2 separate regions of the Homo sapiens genome follow, and region 1 is linked to region 2. Evidence: chromatin loops called from intact Hi-C (ENCODE). Cell type or tissue: endothelial cell of umbilical vein. All regions are shown on one strand. Each heading gives the region's core, and the rest is flanking DNA. Links, peaks and the distances in the headings are about the cores only.

Region 1 (2,500 bases), core at 1-2,500, 480 kb before region 2:
TTGAACTCGGTAGACAGAGGTTGCGGTGAGCCAAGATCACACCATTGCACTCCAGCCTGGGCAACAAGAGTGAAACTCCATCTCAAAAAAAAAGAATTCAAGCTGAAGAACTGAATGGACAAACAGCATGTGCAGGGGTGATTGTGCTGGGTGTGTTGCCTGATATGCAGAAAGTCAATGCACCAAGACTCCAGGTTGCAGCAGAGAAAGAGGTTTAATTGTAAGGCCACCAAATGAGATGAGAAGAAACCTCAAAACCACCTCTTCAAAGAGTTTGGGTCTAGAGACCTTAAGGGGTTTGGACGAGTAGTGGGCCAAGGTGTCGATTGTTCAAAGAGTGAAGGGTGATGTCATAGGATGGAGGTGAAGAAACTGCATTTTTTTTTTTTTGAGACAGATTCTTGTTTGTCACCCAGGCTGGAGTGCAGTGACACGATCTTAGCTCACTGCAACCTCTGCCTCCTGGGTTCAAGCCGTTCTCCTGCCTCAGCCTCCCCAGTAGCTGGGATTACAAGTGCACACCACCACGCCCAGCTAATTTTTGTATTTTTAGGGGAGACGGGGTTTCACCATGTTGGCCAGGCTGGTATCGAACTCCTGACCTCATGATCTGCCCGCCTTGGCCTCCCAAAGTGTTGGGATTACAGGCGTGAGCTACCGCGCCCAGCTGAAGAAACTGCATTCTCAGACCGACTTGGTTCCTTGGTGTGGTCTTTGGACTCATTGGCGTTAGTTCTGAAAAACATCTCAAATGAAAAGTTGTAAGGCTCCTAAAGTCAAAGTTCCTATCTACAAGAACAATAAGTAAATTCATGGTTTATGTCCTGGCCTACATGGTCCATAAGAGGCTATAGGGAAATGAGTCATAGGACAACCTGACTAATGCTTAATCTATACTTTTATCTAAAGCCTGGCATGTAATTATTGTTAACACTATGGGGAAGGTTTAACAGGGAAGGTCTCTCTGACCTTCCCCTGACTTTCTCCCATGAAGCAGGCCCTAAAAGAATTCTCTGACCTTCTTACAAAATAAGGTCATAAGACCCTATTTGCAGGGCCTCCTTCCTATACCCAGAAGAAAAGAATGAAGACGCAGAGATGCCAAGAAGCTGTGAATAAACAGGCCTTGTTAAGTTCTCTCCAGTTTGTTACCATTACTGTAGCAGGACAAGTCGCAGACAAAACTCCTAGGACACCGGATTAAAGAAGGAAGAGGTTTTTATTGGGCTGGGAGTGTCAGCAGACTCGCGTCTTAAGAGCTGAGCTCCCCAAAAAAGAAATTCCTAGCCCTTTTAAGGGCTTACAACTCTAAGGGGTCCACGTGAAAAGGTCGTAATAGATCAAGTAAGTGTGAGGAACGTGACTAGGGGCTACATACATCAGCTAACAGAACAAAAAGTTTTACAGTGCTTTCACATACAATGTCTGGAATTTACAGATAACACTAGTAGTTTTGGTCAGGGGTTAATATTATTATTATTATTATTATTCTTTTAACCACCAGGGCCAGGTGGTGGCGCCAAGGTCGTCTAGTTATTTATCTTATTTCTGTTTCTTTCCAACTTTTTGCTTTCTCCCTTTTCTCCTGTCTTATAAACTAGGGAAAAGGGGAGGTTGGGGAGAAGCTGGGAAGGACAACAGGAGAAGTGGTGGTCTCATTCTATTAGATCATACCCACTTTTGTCCAATCATACTGTATGATAGTCCACTCTACACGAACCTAAGCATAAAAATACCGTTTTTTTTCTGTTTCTTTGGGTCTTCATTTCCTTATTAAGTCTCTCATATGATGTAAAACTTATTAAATAAATTTGTATGCTTTTCTCTTGTATTTAATATTTTGTTATAGGGATCTCTGCCACAAACCTAGGGTGATACTAGATAAAGATGCTAATTTTCTCCCCTACAGTGACTTTAGAGATTAGGACCTAAAGGCTTGGTGGCTTCCCTCTCACTGTCTCCTGGATCTCTCATTCTGGTGGGAGTTAGGCGCCATGTCATGAGGACATTCAAGGAGCCCTCTGGGGAGTTCCCATTGTGAGGAGCTGAGGCTTCCTGACAACAACCAACACCAACTCGCCAGGAGAGGAGAAGAGCAGAAGACAAGGGAAGCAGGTAAAAAGAAAGGGGGTGATGAGTGGAGAACATTGAGTAAGGCTTTGTGCAAAATTGTAGCTGTCAGATTTGGAATCCCCCAGGTTCTCCTTTAGAGGCCTCTTTAACTCAAGGTACACAAGGCCTCAAACTCTTTTTAAAAAAAAAAAATTATTTTTTTTTATTTCAGGGCCGGGCAGGGTGGCTCACGCCAGTAATCCCAGCACTTTGGGAGGCTGAGGTGGGCGGATCAGGAGGTCAGGAGTTCAAGACCAGCATGGTCAACATAGTGAAACCCTGTGTCTACTAAAAATACAAAAAAAAATTAGCTGGGCGTGGTGGCGCGTGCCTGTAGTCCCAGCTACTTGGGAGGCTGAGGCAGGAGAATTGCTTGAACCCGGGAAGT
Region 2 (4,617 bases), core at 2,118-4,617:
AGGCGCGCACCACTACTGCCGGCTAATTTTTTATATTTTCAGTAGAGGCAGGGTTTCACTATGTTGGCCAGGCTGGTCTCGAAATCCTGACCTCAAATGACCCACTTGCCTCGGCCTCCCAAAGTGTTGGGATTACAGGAGCCACCGCGCCCGGCCTGGACTGATTTTAAAACAAGGGAAAGCAAGAGAAGCGGGAATAGTGGGTGGCAATGAAGGCTTAGTAGCTAGGAGGAGAGCTATGGGCACTTACCTGAACTTGTTTCCTCATTTGTTAAATGAGATAATAGCTCCTGTCTACAAGACCAGGTGGTTGTCAGTATCCAAGCGATCTGATGTACATGGAAGTATTAGCTACCTGGGAGATCTTGCTCAATCCTCTTCTCTGAGTCCTAGGCTCCAACTAAACATCTGGGACTCCATAAGGCTCCTTCTAGCTGTGGCCCACTGGACTGGGACTTATTAAGATGCTGAGTGCTGAGTGAGCTAGATGTAGAAGTTGAAATGAATGGGAAAAGTGATGAAAAGAAATGCTTTCTTTCTTCTGGCTTGTCTTCACTATCTCCTTTTCCTCACGCTTCCCGACCCCACCCCTTCTCCCCGGGGTTGATGAGGAGGTCAAAGTCTGAAAGCCAGAGAGGGCTCTCCAAGCCCCGGACCAGGCTGAAGCCGAAGGCAAGGTGTGCCCTCCACTGCCCCCTGCATTTCTGCATTTTCTCCCATCATTTGTTCCCACAAAGGATTTGCTGGGCAGTCCTTAAACGTTCTCTTCTTGCTTGGATCTGCCCTATCTGGGGAGACTCGGGCACCAGGAAACGAGATTTCTGGGTGTGGCCCTAAAGTGTTCCCGAGCTTATTGTGCCCCCTAGTGTCGAATAGTGAATCCTGCAGCCGTCGGCTTCCTTTCTGACCGTCCCTCTGATGCCTCCCGCCCAACACAGTTTTTCCTTTTAAGGGTGTGGGCTGACAGCACAGCAGGTGGGGACTCCAAGGACTGGCAGCTCAAAAATCCACCTCAGGGACAGACAGATTCTTTGGTGTTTGGCAAAATGTAGGGGCCAGCTTGGCCATGATGGAAGCTTTAAACTCTTTTTTTTTTTTTTTTTTTTTTGAGACGGAATCTCGCTCTGTTGCTGGAGTGCAATGGCGCCGGTCTCGGCTCACTGTAACCTCTGCTTCAAGCGATTCTCGGGTTCAAGCGATTCTCCTGCCTCAGCCTCCTGAGTAGCTGGGATTACAGGCGCCTGCCACCACTCCCGGCTAATTTATTTTTGTATTTTTAGTAGAGACAAGGTTTCACCATGTTGGCCAGGCTAGTCTCGAACTCCTGACCTGAAGTGATCTGCCCACCTCGTCCTCCCAAAGCGTTGGGATTACAGGCGTGAGCCACCGCGCCCAGCCGGAAGCTTTAAACTCTTATCCTAGATTGCATTAGGGGAAGTCCAGAAGTGAGAGGGATAGAAATCTAACATTGGGTGCCTACCAGGTACATATGTGACATAAACAATCCTTGTAACCTTTGCATATATAATTATTGCTACAATCCTGAGAGGTAATTTTTATTACTTCTAGTTTTTCAGAAGAGAAAGCAAGTTCAGAGAGGTTAAGTGTCTTCCCCAAGGTCACATAATAACAATAACAATATGATAGCAACATTAGCCAATTAATTAGTGCCTACTCCACACCAGGCATATGATTTCTTTTAATCCCCACAGCAACACTTTAAAGTGGTGATCATAATCTTCATTTTAGTGATGAGGTAACTGAGATTTTAGTGTAAGAAAGGAATAACTGAGAAGCTGCCTGAGGTCACACAGCGAGGTCCTCCCGTTTCCAGTCCCACACTGTTTCTATTCCGCCATGGCCTCATGGAGGTGGTGGGTGGTAGAGGTGGGACTCGGGCCCAGGCCTGTGTGACTCAATGTTCTTTCCATTACTGCTGCTGCTCGGCAGTTCTTCCTGAGGACCAGGAAACCATTGTCATGTGGTCTTTTGGAGTTCTCAACCTGAGATGATGGCAATGAAAACACCAAGGCAGAAGTCCAAAGGATCCTGGGGACAATTTGCTCAGGGAAGCACATGACCAGAGCAGCACTATGGGAACTGCACAACAATATTGCTGTCAGGGGCCCCGGGGAGGGCCTTCAGAGGAGCTGAGTCCTGTCTCCCTCCAGTAATTCTGTGTGGAACTCACATGTTCCCCTGAAGCTGATGGGCCAGGACGGGAAATGCAAAGCTCAAAGAGACCTAAAAGGAAAGGTAGATGGAAAATTCCTGGAAGTAGATGAGAGAGAAAATTCCAGATAGAAAATTACCAGAAATAAGCAGGGCACGGTGGAGTGTGCTTGTAGTCCCAGCTACCTGAGAGGCTGGGACAGGAGGATTGTTTGAGTCCAGGAGTCCAAGACCAGTCTGGGTAACATAGTGAGACTCCTTCTCAAAAAAAAAAATTACTGGAAATATATAAGCTATACCACAGAGTTCCCAAATCATTCAACAAAGTTCCCCTCACACCCAAAATATAGATTAGTCATAGGTCCCTGGAATAATGCTTTATGTCCCTTTGGGTGAGTCACAAATTTTCTTTTTCACTTTTCTCTATTAAATTATTGATTACATTTTATTAAATTATTAAAATTATTAAATAATTATTAAATGTGTTACCATCACATATGCCAGGTGGTAAGTTGGCAAACTGGTTGACGTTATGTTTGTTATTTTGAGGTGTAAATTTCACATAAATAGTCTGGTGGGAAAAGATATCAGTTGGGAACTATTTTTTAAAAACTAATTTGTAAGTTACCTTATTTCATTAAAGAGTAACTCCTTCCCTCTCTTCCCACCCCTCCCCTTACTGCCTCTCTTCCTCTGTCCCAGGTCCCTTCCTCTCCAAAAGTCTGGAGCCAGATTCCTTTTCTGTCCTTGTTGGCTGTTAAGACAAAGCTCTGAGTAGCCTTGCCAGAAGGGCTGAAGCTGACCCAAAGGCTGGTCCTCTTTCTTTTTCCCCTCTATTTCCCCTTCTTTCCCACATATAACCTCACATTAAGCAGAAAATAATTTCTGTGCTAGGGCCAGAGACAGAGCTTCAGCTTGGCTAGGCTGCCTTACAGTTTCAATTTGATGAAAGCCAATTACACATTTCCTCTGGTCTGTTATTTCAGCTGAAGCACCACACAGTTGGCTGAATGGGTCCTTGTTGCACACAAAAGGGAGAAATATTTGTAGGGAAACTAATGACCCGGTTATGGCTGCACCGTCATTTCTAGGCAATTTCCTGGTAAATGGCCCTTTGGAACAGTCTGGTGCTGGATGCTTCTGTGCCCTCATTTCCTGCTTCATGCTCCTGCTGGGCTCCTGCAGGACCAGTCTGCCCTGAACAAAGTGACCAGGTGACCCGCTTTCTTGGGAGGAGTTTATACATTTCCCATCCCCTTTTCTTTCTTCCACTTGCCTTTTTCTTGTCCTCCTTTTATTCCTAAAAATAATCATTGAATGCCTGTTAACATTGCAGTGATAACTAACACAGGCTTTGGACCTCAGGGCACTCAGTCTTGAAAGGAGGTAGACTTGCGTAACTCATGGACCCAGGTACTCCTGCTTTCTGCAGCCATGCTTTCCAAATAAAATAACTCAAATCCCTATCTTACATCATCATCGGGACTCCAGATGTAAGGGACAGAAATCGTTATCCAAAATGGCAAAAGGATTTTTATTGGCGCATACAATAGGAAAGTCCAGGAATAGTCTGACCTCAGATGAGGCTTGATCAGTTTTCTCAAAAATGTTACCAGGACCACCAGGTTTCGTTTCTTTTCTTTTTTCCTTCCTTCCTTCCTTCCTTCCTTCCTTCCTTCCTTCCTTCCTTCCTTCCTCCCTCCCTCCCTTCCTTCCTTTCTTTCTCTTTCTTTCTCTCCCTTCCTTCCTTTCTCTCTCTCTTTCTTTTTCTTCTTTCCTTCTTCTTTCTTTCCTTCTTCTCCTTCCTTCCCTCCCTTCCTTCCTTCCTTCCTTCCTTCCTTCCTTCCTTCCTCTCTCTCTGTCTTTCTTTCTGGTCTTGCTCTGTCACTCAGGCTGGAGTGACAGAGCAAGTGGTGTGATCATAGCTCACTGCAGCCTCCAACTCCTGGGCTCAAGCAATCCTCCTGCCTCAGCCTCCCAGGTAGTGAGCCACCAGGCCTGGCTGATTTTTGAATTTTTTGTAGTTTTACTATGTTGCCCAGTTGGTCTCGAACTCCTGGCCTGAAGTGCTTCTTCCACCTCCACTTCCCAAAGTGCTGGGATTACAGGGGCAAGCCACTGTACCCAGCCAGGACCAGGTTTCTATCCCTGTGTCTCTCAACTTTGCTTCCTCTGTGTTGGTTCTGTTTTAGACAGGCATTCTTCCTCAGCTGGCAATAAGCACAGTAGCTCAGGCTTCATATCTTGTCGTATTCAATAGGAAAGAGCACCTGCTCTTTTCCAGAAGTGGGAGAAAGATCCCACTATCTCCTTGGCTCTGCTTGGACTGTGTGTTCATCCCTGAACCAGTCATCGTGGCCAGGGATAGGCTGCTTTTATTGGCTAGATCTAGGTCATGTGCCTGCAGACATGGATGAAGAGTAGGAAAAAGTTATAGCCTCAAAT

The links. Peaks named below come from ENCODE experiments on the same cell type or tissue, not always from the same donor. Only the 100,000 strongest peaks of a DNase experiment are listed, where the experiment ranks them.
Region 1: it touches region 2 in a loop (10-fold over the local background); 1 of 110 quality-filtered maps calls a loop at or near these places.

What each region holds. Positions count from the first base shown.
Region 1 is chr1:112,867,903-112,870,402 of GRCh38, reverse strand. All of the region lies in intron 1 of LINC01357 (long intergenic non-protein coding RNA 1357), which reads right to left. LOC105378911 (a long non-coding RNA gene) reads left to right here and starts at 2,019. Exons shown (of 3, transcript XR_001738192.2): 1 at 2,019-2,115. RefSeq lists a silencer at 762-1,056. In endothelial cell of umbilical vein, for the core only: no CTCF peak of the experiment used is centred there; DNase peaks (open chromatin) are centred at 982 and 1,762; H3K27ac peaks cover 2,308 bases.
Region 2 is chr1:112,387,251-112,391,867 of GRCh38, reverse strand. It overlaps a transcript of CTTNBP2NL not described here. Among named protein-coding and RNA genes, the nearest start is that of CTTNBP2NL, 6.7 kb to the left of the region's middle. In endothelial cell of umbilical vein, for the core only: no CTCF peak of the experiment used is centred there; a DNase peak (open chromatin) is centred at 3,217; H3K27ac peaks cover 2,473 bases.